Regions from separate parts of the Homo sapiens genome. Here region 1 is linked to region 2. The links are chromatin loops, found by intact Hi-C in ENCODE. Cell type or tissue: endothelial cell of umbilical vein. All regions are shown on one strand.

Evidence for each region. A loop is a pair of places that touch in the nucleus more often than their neighbours do. Peaks named below come from ENCODE experiments on the same cell type or tissue, not always from the same donor. Only the 100,000 strongest peaks of a DNase experiment are listed, where the experiment ranks them.
Region 1: it touches region 2 in a loop (4-fold over the local background); 6 of 110 quality-filtered maps call a loop at or near these places.

Annotation. Positions count from the first base shown.
Region 1 is chr2:186,899,411-186,907,410 of GRCh38, reverse strand. No RefSeq gene overlaps it. Among named protein-coding and RNA genes, the nearest start is that of ZSWIM2, 54 kb to the right of the region's middle. In endothelial cell of umbilical vein, no CTCF peak of the experiment used is centred here; a DNase peak (open chromatin) is centred at 3,940.
Region 2 is chr2:187,134,778-187,142,777 of GRCh38, reverse strand. All of the region lies in intron 1 of CALCRL-AS1 (CALCRL and TFPI antisense RNA 1), which reads right to left. Among named protein-coding and RNA genes, the nearest start is that of CALCRL-AS1, 140 kb to the right of the region's middle. In endothelial cell of umbilical vein, a CTCF peak has its summit at 4,348 (motif pointing left); DNase peaks (open chromatin) are centred at 4,327 and 5,927; H3K27ac peaks cover 2,132 bases.

The sequences.
Region 1 (8,000 bases), 240 kb after region 2:
AATTCTAATCTGAATGTCATATAAATGTATACATATTTTAGTTAATATTAGATATTAAATAAAATTCACAAAATGTGTTTTTCCAAAAACTTGCAGCATTCTACAAAGCATAATTAAATGGATAAATTCTGATTTAACCTCTTCAAAAATGTCACCAAGCTTTGATTTGCCACAATCAAGTTTTAATCAAAGGTTTGCCACCTCTGTTTTGGTCAATATTCTCTGAATAATCTATCTATGAGGTAATTCTATCATTTTAAAATAGATAATATTAAAAGCATTATGAAATAAAGGTAATAGAGTACATTAGATTATTATTGCTATTAAATATCTAATATGCCTTTCATATATCCAATATGTGAATGTGATCTTTATTTTGCTGCTCTGCTAAGATCATGGCTATTGATAACCATGGATTCACCTAGAAACATATTAAGATTTACATAGAATACTGCTGCATTGAATGGATCTTGAAATCATGCTGAAGTCTTTTGATTTTACAGCAAGCTGATAATGCTTGAAATGTCTATATATATGTGTATATATATATACATACATACAAACATACTATAGTGATAGACATAGAAATGACAGATCTCATAGGATACTTTCCTATGTATATAAAAGAATACATGATTTTTCCAGTAAATCAAAATTTAATATTAATTTCTTTCATAGGTAGTCACCAAACAGTATTAAGAAAATTGTACTGTAGTAAAATTTATGTATTACAGTATTTAATGGACATATTTTTTCAATACAAAATTAAAGAGCATTATTGAATTTTTGGTATTTTCTCAAAATGCCTACTAACAGAAAGGTTAAAGGAGTGTTCCATTATTAAACCAGCTGAATTCATTTATCCAGTGCTTTTTACTAGTATTTTTGAGCATATATTATGTGCAAGATGCTAGAATAGATGCTGGAAATAAAAGAAATACAAAGATTACTGTTCTCAAAAAAGTGTATAATTTATAGGGATACTTTGTGGTCTGATCATATACAAAATTAAATAGAAGATAAAGAGTTTGCAATTTATTTCATAATACACTTTAAATCATGTATCACTTATGACCTTTAGTTCAATGAATATCTAGAACCAATATAGAAAATATTTGAAGGGGATAAGACCAGATGAGACACAATTAAACTAGTTCAAGAATAAAGCAATGAGGGTCTGTAGCTACAGGAATAAATATTAAAGATGAGACATTATGACCTATAGAACTTCTTTTGTTATTATATGTTATTGAATGGAAACAAATATCATTTAACTCCTCATTAAAAACATTTTCTCCCACAGGATATTTTTGTACTCACAATATTTTGATTTTGCCTGTATCATATAACTCACTGTGTTGTATTTTAATTATACATTTATGTCTAACTCCTTAGCTAAATCACAACTTGAGAGCATGGACTGGATTAAAATCATCTTTGAATCCCCAGTGCTTAGTATACAATTTCAAGGAAGTAGTAATTCACTGTAAAAATGTCGTGGAGAGTTATTCATTCATTTATGCAGTGTTGTCTCTGTAAAAACCAAAAGGAAAAATACTTTCTCTGCTCTCAATACCATAGTTGGGATTTTCTAGAGAAATTAGATTGTTTTTAATGTATGACCAATAAAATTTTTGACTGTGTTCTATTCTGTCCCACTGACTGTTAGAAGAAAAAGAAACAATAAAAAGTAGGATGAGAGGGCATTTACTTGTTTCACGCTTATATTTTCTTTCATATTTTGATTTGTTTCATCCCTTCTATTAATATCAATTATTTTCTCTTCTCCGATCTTTTACATTTATGTAAATCACTTTAAATTCATTTTTAAACAAGCTAGATTGAAATGATTAAGTAAATGGCAGGTGTACGACAGATATCTTTTCAATAATTAAAGAATGGTATTCATTATTGAACTTTAAATTGAATTCATACATATGCTTTTGTTGTAAAATTTTCTTGCCTTACATTAAGTAAATTAATGTGTTCTTTAATTTTCTATCACTAATACAAGTTCAATAATAAAAGTGATAGACCCAACAAGACCAAGTGCTAGAACTTCCTTTCATAGGTATTATATTTTATATTTGTATTATTTTACATGAAAAGAAATTTTTCCTGAGGCTAATTCTAGTAGTTTAGCAACTCACTAACTAATATGGGATTTTAGAATTGTGCTATTTAAAATAAAAGTATAACTTGTATTTCTCCCTGTAAAATAACTGTGATCTAACTGCTCTGAGGCTATGTGTTTAGAATCACTTCTTTTGAATTTTTATTACAAATGACCCATCATAATCATACTTTAATAAGCTTAAACCACATGAGGGAAAAAAATAACTGTGGGAAACTTTGGGAGCAGTGGGTGGGGTGGGGAAGCTCTGCCATTTTTTCAGGATTCCCAGAAGTTTGAATGGAGTTAGCTGATGTGTTAATAGCTAAGGCATTAAAAACAGTAACAAGTGTTTCTTTTGCAGGTCAGAGTTCCTACTGTAAAATCAAAGTTTAAAAATGGTAAGTAGTCAGCAAAATTCTTCAGATAAATTTAACTAGAAATGACTTGTAGCCAAGACCCACATTTTTATTGAATAGTTTCCATAGATATTCCAAAAAACAAAATTTTTAGGTCATTTAATATCTATATATTTCATGAGAAGTGAGAAAGGATTTATATATTAAGCTATATAATTTATTTTAATAAATATCTTGCTCTACACATGTTGCTGTACAATATCTTGCTCCCACATCTTTGTGGGAATTTTAGATAAGGAAAACAATCCACAGCTACATTCAAGCTTAAAAAAATGTGTTGTACAATTGCAAGATGAAATCAACCAAAGTGCCCATCAATCAATAAGTGGATAAAGAAAATATGGTGTATACATGCCATGGAATACTACTCAGCCATAAGGAATGAAATAATGTATTTTGCAGCAACTTGGATGGAACTGAAGGCCTTTATCCTAAGTGAAGTACCTCAGGAATGGATGGGTACAATGTACACTATCCAGGGGATGGGTACGATGTACACTATCCAGGGGAGGGGTACGATGTACACTACCCAGGGGATGGGTACGATGTACACTATCCAGGGGACGGGTACACTAAAAGCCCAGACTTCACCACTACAAAATTTATCCATATAACCAAAAACCATTCATGCCCATAAAGCTATCAAAATAAATAAATTAAATTAAAAACATGTTGTAGCATCAGTTCATCATAATGTCTGTCTTTTATTCATAAAGCAAAACATATGCATTACCCATTCAATATTAAGTTTGGGAACCTCTTTTCTTAAATAGCAACAGATTCTCAAGTCTTAGCCCTTTATTTTTAAGCTGGAAGAAGCAATCTTCTGGGGAAATTATACCTATTCTGTTAAAGAATATAAGAAAAACATACTGATGTGATGAAAAAGGGATTTCACAAATTTTCATTTCTTAAGAAACTTTACAAAGATCAGCAATGTTGTACTTTCCATAGGAGATATTTTACACTTTTTCTCAAAACCATCTAATGATGTGTGGAATGTCAAAGTATATAAAGTGATTGTGTGCACTTTAGCACACAGCTTTTTCAGGAAAACAATAAAATTAGAAGGGAAAACAGTGAACTTTCATAAGTTACAGAAATCCTAGAAAAGGAATTTCAAGTTTTTCTCCTAAAAGCTTATTTTTCACCTTTGAAACATATTTCATTATTATGTTGCATCATTGTCAATAAAAAGCTTTGTTGCAATAACCTAAATGCTAAAAACATGATAGCTAACTCAGGCAGATTAGCCAACCTGTATAAAAAATACACTCAGATGTTTTGCAAAATGATCGTGTATTAAATGCAAAGATTCTAATATTTTCATGAATTTAACTTTTATTTGCTTGACTACACTGTCATGTCAGTTCCAAATTAAGTGTTAATAAAGGAATTCTTAGATGAATTAGGGAAAAGGTAAATAATTTCATCATCAGCACTCAAGGGGGTTCTTTTTATACAACTTATCTTGGGAAAAGTTTGAAAATATATAAAATTAAGCAGAGCTCTTACTCCCTCTTGTGATAGCTAAGTGAAATGTAAATGCTGCGTAAGAATTTTAACAAGGTTTTTAATGAAATTCCCCAAACCTGGCTAGATTATAAATGTAAATGCAATTCAGCTAATAGAAAACACTTCACACTTCTTAAGAGAATTTTAAGTATTGAAAGAGAAATTCATCATAACTTAGTGACAGTATCAAAAATTTACTATTTTGTGTTTCTTTTTTATTTTAATTCAACATGCATATCTTTAAATGTCTAAATTTCTTGATGCACAAAAATAGAGTGCAAGATAAAAACTAAGCAGCAAAATTATTCAGATGATTTTAACTAGAAATCACTTGTTTCAAAGGGCCGCATTTTTACTGAATAGTTTCCACAGGGTATTTGTACTTTAATATGAACAAAGAGAGGTGACAGAAGTAAAGAATTGTTAACCTGAAAACACTGAAAGGCCCAGATTCACAGAAATGCTCCAGGATGCACAGTTTAGTAACCTCAACATAAATGTCTCCTTTTGGGTTCTCAAAAGCCAAATGAGATAAACCAGTTTGTCTGAATTAAAATATAAGGAGGTTGAAACCTATCTTAGATGCACTCTTCCCTGTCCAACAGCCCTGCTGTCTGCCTCAGCGTTGAGGCTTTATCTCCCTCTTTTCCAAGGATCCAATGTTTTCTATAGAGTCCTAGCACTGAGGTATAGGCTTAAACCTCACCCTAGTCAATGTCTTATCACACCATCTCTCATGCCTCTTAAAAGGCCATAACACACTCTATCCACTCTTTTTGTGACCAGCTGTCAGAATTGTATTACCATAGAGAAGAATAAATAAACACACCACGTGCACAAACACAAATGTTTGCTTGTCATGTTCGATAATTGCATTTAACAGGGAGTTCTTGGAGATATACTTTAATCCAAAATAATGATAGCATTTTAGGTGCCACTGTAAAAGGAACAAAACTATTGACCATCTACTTTAGCAGGTACTTTATTTGGAACTTTATATACATTGTCTCATTTAACCTACATGACAGCCCTGTGATGCAAGCTTAATTGTCTTCGCTTTACAGATTAAAAACTAAGTGGTGAGGGATTTCCAAGATGGCTGAATAGGAACAGCTCCGGTCTGCAGCTCTCAGCACGATCGTCACAGAAGATGGGTGGTTTCTGCATTTCCAACTGAGGTAACTGATTCATCTCATTGGGACCAGTTGGACAGTGGGTGCAGCCCACGGAGGGCAAGCTGAAGCAGGGGGTGGGAGGTGTGTCGCACGCCCAGGAAGTGCAAGGGATTGGGGGATTTCCCTTTCCTAGCTAAGGGAAGCTGTGACAGACTACCTGGAAAAACGAGGCACTCCCGCCCAAATACTGTGCTTTTCCCAAGGACTTAGCAAATGGCAGACAAGGTGATTCTCTCCTGTGCCTGGTTCGGCGGGTCCCATGCCCACAGAGCCTTGTTCACTGCTAACACAGCAGTTTGAGATCGATCTGCAAGACAGCAGTGTCTGCCATTGCTGAGGGTCGTCTGCCATTGCTGAGGGGCATCCTCCATTGCTAAGGCTTGAGTAGGTAAACAAAGCAGCCAGGAAGCTTGAACTGGGCGGAGCCCACTACAGCTCAACAAGGCCTACTGCCTCTAGACTCCATCTCTGTGGGCAGGGGATAGCTGAACAAAAGGCAGCAGACAACTTCTGCAGACTTAAATGTCTCTGTTGGACAGCTCTGAAGAGAGCAGTGGTTCTTCCAGCATGGCATTTGAGCTCTGAGAACGGACAGACTGCCTCCTCAAGTGGGTCCCTGACCCCCCATGTAGCCTAACTGGGAGACACCTCCCAGTAAGGGCTGACAGACACCTCATATAGGTGGCTGCCTCCCTGGGACAAAGCTTCCAAAGGAAGGATCAGGCAGCAATACTTGCTGTTCTGCAGCCTCCTATGGTGATACCCACCAAAACAGGGTCTGGAGTGGAACTCCAGCAAACTCCAACAGACTGCAGCTGAGGGACCTGACTGTTAGAAGGAAAACTAACAAACAGAAAGGAATAGCATCAACATCAACAAAAAGTTCATCTACACCAAAACCCCATCTGTAGGTCACCAACATCAAAGACCAAAGGTATATAAACCCACAAAGATGGGGAGAAACCAGAGCAGAAAAGCTGAAAATTCTAAAAATCGGAGTACCTCTTCTCCAAAGGATCGCAGCTCCTCGCCAGCAATGGAACAAAGCTGGATGGAGAATGGCTTTGACGAGTTGACAGAAGTAGGCTTCAGAAGGTTGGTAATAACAAACTTCTCCAAGCTAAAGGAGGATGTTCGAACTCATCACAAGGAAGCTAAAAACCTTGAAAAAAGATTAGATGAATGGCTAACTAGAATAAACAGTGTAGAGAAGACCTTAAATGACCTGATGGAGCTGAAAACCATGGCATGAGAACTTCGTGAAGCATGCACAAGCTGCAATAGCCAATTCGATCAACTGGAAGAAAGGGTATCAGTGATTGAAGATCAAATTAATGAAATAAAGCGAGAAGACAAGGTTAGAGAAAAAAGAGTATAAAGAAACAAACAAAGTCTCCAAGAAATATGGGATGATGTGAAAAGAGCAAACCTACATTTGATTGGTGTACCTGAAAGTGATGGGGAGAATGGAACCAAGTTGGAAAACACTCTGCAGGATATTATCCAGGAGAACTTCCCAAACCTAGCAAGGAGGCCAACATTCAAATTCCAGAAATACAGAGAACACCACAAAGATACTCCTCGCGAAGAGCAACCCCAAGATACATAATTGTCAGATTCACCAAGGTTGAAATGAAGGAAAAATTGTTAAGGGCAGCCACAGAAAAAGGTTGAGTTACCCACAAAGGGAAGCCCATCAGACTAACAGCAGATCTCTTGGCCGAAACCGTACAAGCCAGAAGAGAGTGGGGGCCAATATTCTACATTCTTGAAGAAAGAATTTTCAACCCAGAACTTCATATCCAGCCAAACTAAGCTTCATAAGTGAAGGAGAAATAAAATCCTTTACAGGTAAGCAAATGCTGAGAGATTTTGTCACCACCAGGCCTGCCTTACAAGAGCTCCTGAAGGAAGCACTAAACATGGAAAGGAACAACTGGTACCAGCCACTGCAAAACCATGCCAAATTGTAAAGACCATCAATGCTATGAAGAAACTGCATCAATTAACAGGCAAAATAACCAGAGAATATCATAATGACAGGATCAAATTCACACATAACAATATTAACCTTAAATGTAAATGGGCTAAAGGCCCCAATTAGAAGACACAGACTGGCAAATTGAATAAAGAGTCAAGACCCATCAGTGTGCTGTATTCAAGAGACCCATCTCACATGCAAAGATGCACATAGGCTCAAAATGAAGGGATGAAGGAAGATCTACAAAGCAAATGGAAAGCAAAACAAAAAACAAAAAACAAAAAAAACAAAAAACAAAAAACAGGGGTTGCAATCCTAGTCTCTGATAAAACAGAATTTAAACCAACAAAGATCAAAAGAGACAAAGAAGGGCATTACATAATGGTAAAGGGATCAATGCAACAAGAAGAGCTAACTATCCTAAATATATATGCACCCAATACAGGAGTACCCAGATTCATAAAGCAAGTCCTTAGAGACCTACAAAGAGACTTAGACTCCCTCACATTAATAATGGGAGATTTTAACAACCCACTGTCAATATTAGACAGATCAATGACACATAAGGTTAACAAGGATATCCAGGACCCAAACTCGGCTCTGTACCAAGCAGACCCAACAGACACCTACAGAACTCTCTTCCCCAAATCAACAGAATATACATTCTTCTCAGCATTACATCCCACTTATTCTAAAATTGACCACATAATTGGAAGTAAAGCACTCCTCAGCAAATGGAAAAGAATAGAAATCACAACAAACTGTCTCTCAGACAACAGTACAATCAAATTAGAACT
Region 2 (8,000 bases):
TGTTCCTTTTATGATCATATACCTTAAATGTTCAGCTAATTTTCAGATAAAAGCATTCTACCTCCTCATTGCCATTTTTCCCAATACTTTATTTTGTTCCCATGGTATTCATAATGGTTTATAAGGTTTTTGTGTGTGTTTATTTTTCACATTACTTTTAAATTTCTAGTTACTGCCCTTTTAATCAAAAGCCATTAATTAAATCCCCTCCATGTCTTAACCATTATATATATATATATATCCATAATTAAGTAAGAAATTTACAGATAAAAACTGAGAGAATTCACAATATGTGTGCTTTGTTTGTAACTCTTTAAAATCTCCTGTCCAGTTTAAAAGATAAATTCATAAAGCAATAATTATAAATCTGTGTTTATGGATATATACATATATATATATATATAATGGCCATTAATTAAATCCCCTCCATGCCTCAGCCATTTTATATATATATATATATATCCATCAATACAGATTACATAACTATTTTCTTATTTTTAGATATTTATGTTTTATATAAAGACCCATTTATTCTTCAGGGTTCTACTTTTATGATTATTATTAAATAACTATTAAATGTTCTCTAATGAATCACATGAAATGTTGTTTCCTATAGCCTAATAACATGGGGGGGGACAAAAGTAGACAAACAAAAATTTTAAGGTAAATGAAGTGAAAATAAAAGGTTGATAGTGGTAAAATTTAAAAGAAAAGGCAAGTGAGATCTCAGTTTTACACACACACACACACACACACACACACACACACAAATGTTTATAACAATATAAAAATGGTGAAAGTAAATCTAGTAAGATAAATGCCACAAGTTGAGGGCTTTAAGAAAAAGATATATAGACTAAAGTAGTTAAGAGCGAGCATCCCAAAGTCTAAGGTACTTATGTACTGAATCCTGGCTACGTCACTTCCAGTGAGTGAAATTAGGCAACTTATTTTATTTCTAAATAAAATGTGTTACATTATGTAAGAAGTTCTCCTTCTGGAGAAAATTTGAGAATTTGATGCCTTTACCTTTGTAAATCTATGCCTTTGTAAATCTATACCTTTATTTTCTCAGAAGTAATGCTTAAACCTGTGCATTTAACAATTGGATTAAACTTCAGATGCTTAAATATCTGCCCTAGTAGAACATTCAATTTTTTTCTCTATGCTTAAGACATTCAAAATGCATATAGTACAAAACAAAATTTCTGAACTAAGTCTTAAAATGAAATGTATCAAAATAATGTCATTTTCCCTTCAGAATATATAACATTGTATACATTGGAAAAGAGTCTAGATTCAATATTATGTGAAGTGAATTCATTTAAAATTGCCTGAAAACATTGTTCAGTAACTCTCAGGAAATAAAATGCTTTGAGCACAGGGTAAAGATCATTTGTATGTTTATAAAGTTAATGTTTCTTAGATTATTTTATTTTGCTGATCAAATACATTTTATTGAAAAATAAAATTAAATCTGCTACAGTGTTTTTGGATGGCATAGAAAATAAAATTGAAAACGTGATATTCTTTATGTCCATGATTGTGGCTAGATTTGGATTCTAACTCATGACTTAGAGCATACATGTAGTGTTTAAAATAACCATAAAAATTTGAATAGAAGATCTATATCAGTGAAATTCAGTAAGAAAGAGTTCACAGTGTGTACTTGGGCTTTCTATGCAGAACAAAGTCAAATTATGTCTAAACTCATTAAGACATAAACCTTTGTAGAACCAATGACTTCATTACTCTGATCCTCTGTTCAAGAACTAATTATAATCAATATCTAATATCTATTTAGAGACCTCTAAGATTGTGTGAGATGCTAACAATTCCAACAAGAAATGAACATCCTTAGAACTTGTGAATTATTTCTTGTGACCCTGCAACTATTGACCTTTTCTACAATTGACAATTTTTTTTTTTTTTTTTAAGAATCAAATCCAGGTTAGGTTCTGTGCTGGAAACTTTAAGTATGTACTCTCATTTAATCCTCACAAAAATTCTAAGAATAAATACTGTTAATCCCATGTGATCGATAAGGATAAGCAACTTTGCTGGCCAGTTGCAGAGTTATACTCTTTCCTAAAGTTGTGGTCTTTACATTGAACTGCAGATTAATTTTGGAAGTGAGAAGGTTTTACATCATTAGTCACATTTTTATTAGAAAAATCTATTGTCAATTTCTAGGCAATTCCAAATGCTCAACAATAGCTTCGGTAAGCTCCAAGAGATCTACTATTTAAAATGGCATTTTTGTTTTTTAAAAAGTTTGAATCGATAAACAAATATTTACAGATATATTTAGCTTGAAAAAAGTACTGGCATTGAACATTCTATAATACATCTGTATTACCTCTTAAGAATTATGATTTTTGTAAGAGTTAATAAGCATTATAAAAAATTAGATATTAATAACCCAAGGATAAAAGAATATTTTATAAAAATGTCATACATATATACATATTCTCACCCTTTTCACCAGATCATTAAATTATTAAATAACCATAAATGAGTCAAATATCCATTCTTTGCCATTACCCCATCCCAGATCAATAATCCTGATTCATGATAAAATTTGAGATCCACTGTTTTAAAATAAAAATTAAACCTGGGAAGTAATAGTCACTTTAAAGCATAGCCTTTACAAATGGAGAGTAATCTGTATTAAGAGACTATCAGGTGAGTAAACTAAAAAACCTTTGGTTAAAGTGTGGATTCCTTTTGTCTCCCTAACTTCTCTGGAACTATTATAAATATCATCATTATCTTAATAGCATGTTTAATCTATGTTTAAATTCTCTCTCCAGTTGTTCAACTCCTTCTAGTAGGTTGAATAATAGCCACTCAAGTATATCAAATCCTAATTTCTGCAACCTGTAAATGTTACTTTATTTAGAAAAAGGGTCTTTGCACAGTAATTAAATAAGGATCTTTGGGTGGGGAGATTATCCAGGTGAGCCTTAAATGCAATCACATGTGTGGCCACAAGCCAAAGACTGCTGGCAGCCACCAGAAGCTGGAAGAGACAAGAAATGAACTCTCCCCTAGAGCCTCCCAAGAGAGAATAGCCCTGCCATAACCTTGATCTCAGACTTCTGGCATCAAAAACTGTGAGAAAATAAATTTCTGTTGTTTTAAGCCACTCAGTTGGTGATAATTTGTTACACCAGCCACAGGAAATGAATACACTCCCCTATGAGGGAAGGAACTTTTTATCATTTTCATCTTGTAGCCTCACTGCCTGAAACAATTGTTGGTTTAAACAGCAGTTCTAAATCTTGATTGCAATTCAGAATAATCCCAATTTTTAAAAAGTTACTAACGCCCAGATGAAATCTCCCCACTACAGAAATTCTGACTTAATGGCTCTGAAATAAGACTTGGGCATTGGTATTATTTTTAAATCTTCAATTATTTAGTGTGTAATCAAAGTTGAGAACCACAGGCATCAAGAGGGACTGAATGAAACGGGAGTTAGTAAGGTCTAGTAGCTAAGAGCACTGACTGGAATCAGACTGCCAGGAGCCCAGTCCAGCTCCACCATGAACTAGCTGTGTGAGCTGGACCACGTTGCATACTTCTCAGTTTCTCCATCTTTTAAAATATGAGATGATCAAATTATCTTTATTATAGGGTTATTTTGAGGCTTAAATGGGATAATTCAGATGTTTACAAATATAGTGTCTCCCCCATTGTAAACGTTCTATAAATGTTAGATCTCAATGTTGGGAAAAAAATTTAATTTCACATTTCTTTAATCAATCATTTTAAACTTAGGTTAGTTAGAAAGACTAAGGATTTTAATCAAAAAAAGTCTTTAAAGTTTATATAAACAATTCTTATTAATAAATTTTGTTTCAGTTATTTAAATTTGCTGAGCCTCTGAAGTTGTTAGACAAAAGTTCATAACCAGTAATCCAGAGACTTTGACAAGCAAATTCTTTAAAATCTTACAATTGGATCCCTTCTATTGACTTATGCAACATGTTCTCTTTTAATGTAATTGCATTAGAATTCTCTTGTTTAAGTTAAAATTCGTAATGCTTTGGATAGTAGAGTATGGAGCAACATTTTGTATATAGTAGAGAAATGGCAATCTTTCCAAAGAAGTTTTTTCCTTTTTTTTTTTTTTTTTTTTTTTTTTGCTTTCCCAAATCCCCATCTGTTTTGCTGATGTGCCAATATCTGGGGTCTGTTTTTCATAATATCATTTTGTTTGTGAGGTTGTCTGTTCCTGAGAGTTCAGAAGCTGGCTGACAATAAAAAAAGTGACCCTGATGAGGCCAGAAAATATCTTGAAAAATAAAGCTAAAGCCAAGAAAGACACTGCACCCTGCTGGCCAGTGGCACAGAGAGCCTCAGCAGAAGAGGAAGGACAGCAGCTTTGGACATTCCTCTAGAGTCCCTCCTTGGTGGCTGGAGACACTTCCAAAAGTAGCGACTGAATATGAGAATTGCATCAAAACTGCTCATGTCCCCTCCTGCACCCATGAGTGGTTTAAACAAAACAACTCTTTGTGGAAAAAACTGTTTAATTTCACAAAGAGAGATAAGAGAAATGGCAAATAACATATACTTAAAAAAAAAAATCTCTGAAACATCAAAAAAAGGCAACTAGGAAGAGGGACAGAAAAACAGAGTTTAAATACTTTTTAAAACTATTTAATAGTTTTGTGTCCATATTTAACTAAAAGAAGACAGTTTGAGAACTGCCTAGAGATGTTTACGTTTTCCTCTCCGATAATTTTGCACAACTGATAATTTTATCTAATATACTCAACACTAGGAGAATGAGTAAGTCAGAAAGGACGATTTTCTTCCCTTCTATCTTTAAAAGGGGCAAAAAATTCTTAAAGAATTTTCTAGGCAATTTATCTTTGCTGCAATTTTACGTGCAATTTTCTAGTGTTGTATGTGGGTGAACATTATTAGTCTATGTTGTAGATGCTATGAACATAAGCATACAATCTTTTAAGTTTTACCTACATGTGAAAATTGCCCATGAAAAGAAGTTATTATAACCACAGTAAGAATATTTATTCTTTAGAATTCCCACTTGCTATAACAATAACATAAAACCTTTAATCTTATATCATTTTCTATTTTTATTCTGGGAGAAAGCATGGATGCTATGAATTTACACTGGCATTATATCAAGGGTTATCCTTGATTTAAAGATTATTTTCATTCTGATGGAAAATAAGAAGTCTTTTTTTCTTGGATAATATGATAGTGTGGTGTCCTTATGGGAGGTGATGGATAGAGGTTTGAAAAATGCCTACAAAGCAGCCTATGAAAATTCCTATGATAGAAGATAACTGGGAAGAATTCATGGACTACTGTTTTTTTAAACCTCAATTTTATCAACAAATACTGCAGAAAAAACAGGTGAGTCCAGAGTGCCCAGGAAATGTGCAAACACTCTTTTTAACAGTCCAGCTCAGACTCCATATTGCAGGCTATCAGCTGGACAGCCATTGAGCTGGGCTTTCATTTGTCAAGAGGAAAAAGAAAGAATGTGATCCCACCGTAGCTCTGTTTAATTACTTTCAAATAAAGTAACTTAGAATGCTACAAATATGTAAGAAAGGTGGGGTGGAGTGAAAAAATGTCAAGAGTATTATAAACCTAACTTTGGAAATACCAAATTTCCTAGTTAGTTCTATGTCTATGCAAATTAAAGCATGCATTCAGGAATCAGCTGTACGTTTCTAAAACTTTTTGTAAAATTCCATTTCAGTGGAGATATCATGATGTGCTATATCCCTTTCCCCTCCCTCTGGCTTTAATTCAGGTGATAGACCGGAAAAGGAGAGTTCCAGAATCCCGCCTTTTCCCAGCTAGGCATAGCTTTTTCAGCTTGAGGTATAACAATTGTAGGAAATGGTGAATGATGGAAACATTTTCCTAGAAGGGGAGTTTGAAACCTAGGACAGCCACTCCTATTTGAACTATAACTACTTACAGAGGCATGAATCGGAGGAAGCTTGCCACATGGAGAAAGCCTGAACAGACCAACTTGACAGAAGACTAGATTGTCCCTTCCTGAAAGTGATGGACTAACACACTCCCAGGATGCACCTTCCTCTGACATTTCCTGAGCTTAGCCTCATTATTTAGCTACTCCTAGGTTTCAGTGGAAAGGATTACAACCTACATTTTTTTAAAGAATACATTTAAAAAGCAGCTGCTAATAATACTCTCAAGCAATAAACCATATATGTATACTATTTCCCTCATATGTTAGCATTTCTTACAAGAGGCAAGTTGCAAAGGAAACACCTTAAAGATGGCTTGGCATTTTTAAGCACTCAAAGGAAATTCAACTGCTGAGAGGCTGGAAGAAAACTCATATTACCTGTAGTTTGAAAACAAATCATTCCCATTCCTCATACATAAAATTTACAGTCGGTATTCAGATGAGAGTAAATTATTCAGTAGCTGTCAGGATTTTCATTTCTCAAAAACATAAAATAAATTGCCTTGGTTGTTGTCTTTTAGCTCTTTTTCTTACAGTTATAAAAACAATTATATAGGAGAAGCAATTTGTATTCAAGATGATTTAAAAATGATATTGTTATTATACTAGGCAAGGATGTTATTTACAGGATGGAGGTCAGCAGAGTTTTACTTGCATTTTGCTTTAAATACCATTGAAATAAATATACTATTCTACAGTTAAGAAATAAATTAATATGTACATTTTGTAGGGTGTTTTAGGATTCATTAATTTTTCCCCAAGGACACGTGTTTAGGAATGGGGCAAGTGTATGAAAACGAAGTCAAGGAGAAAGGCCATTTATCACAGAGGCCTCAAGATTAATAATTAACAAACCATAAAGAGGTAGCAGATTAAATGCAAGTAAGGAACTTTAATTAAACAATAATCATGAGGATACAAGGCATTTCCTGAGGATTCATCTTTGATTAGAAGTTGTTGAAAGCATTTGGCCTTTAATTCTAGCCAGCCCTTAATCCCCAGGAAGTTTCCTGTGTCTTTACTTTATTGCTATTTTAAGATATATTAAAAGTTTTCACAGAGAAAATGGTAGATGATCTGCCTTATTTTAAAACATAATGTAGCTCAAAGATATTTAGAACTCTTTAGCCATTTCTCAGCATTTCATACAATTCTGGGTAGTATATTATATATAGTATTACTACATACACTATTCACAATAGCAAAGAATTGGAACCAACCCAAATGCCCATCAATGATAGACTGGATAAAGAAAATGTGGCACATATACACCATGGAATACTATGCAGCCATAAAAATGGATGAGTTCATGTCCTTTGCAGGGACATGGATGATGCTGGAAACCAGGAAACTATCTCAAGCAAACTACTACAAGGACAGAAAACCAAACACCACATGTTCTCACTCATAAGTGGGAGTTGAACAATGACAGCACATGGACACAGGGAGGAGAACATCACACACCAGGCCTGTCGAGCAGTGGGGGGCTAGAGGAGGGATAGCATTAGGAGAAATACCTAATATAGGTGACGGGTTAATGGGTGCAGCAAACCACCATGGCACATGTATACCTATGTAACAAAACTGTATGTTCTGAACAGGTATCCCAGAACTTATAGTTTAAAAAAATAAAACACATAAGTAGCAAAACCTGAGGACTAGAATGTATTTACTTATTTATGCATCACTTTGTTCTCAAAAGGATGTGATTCAAAAGTATAATCTAAAATCAAAGCATGTATAACTCATTCAATTATAACATGAAATTATCTTCATTTTCTAATAATGTTTACCAGCAATGCTCTGTCAAACCACTTTTCTGGTGAACAGAAGACTTCTAAAAAGATTTGACAGTTTGATTTTCTAACTTTTGTAAAAGGCTTATGCCAATTAATTTGACTTTGTCCTCTTCATTTTAAAGCTTCAGTTTCATGATCAATTCAAAAGGAAAAGGGCATCTCACATTTTAGCTGTTGGTGAAGTGGAAGTCTCTGCTCTGTTGGTCATCACTGCT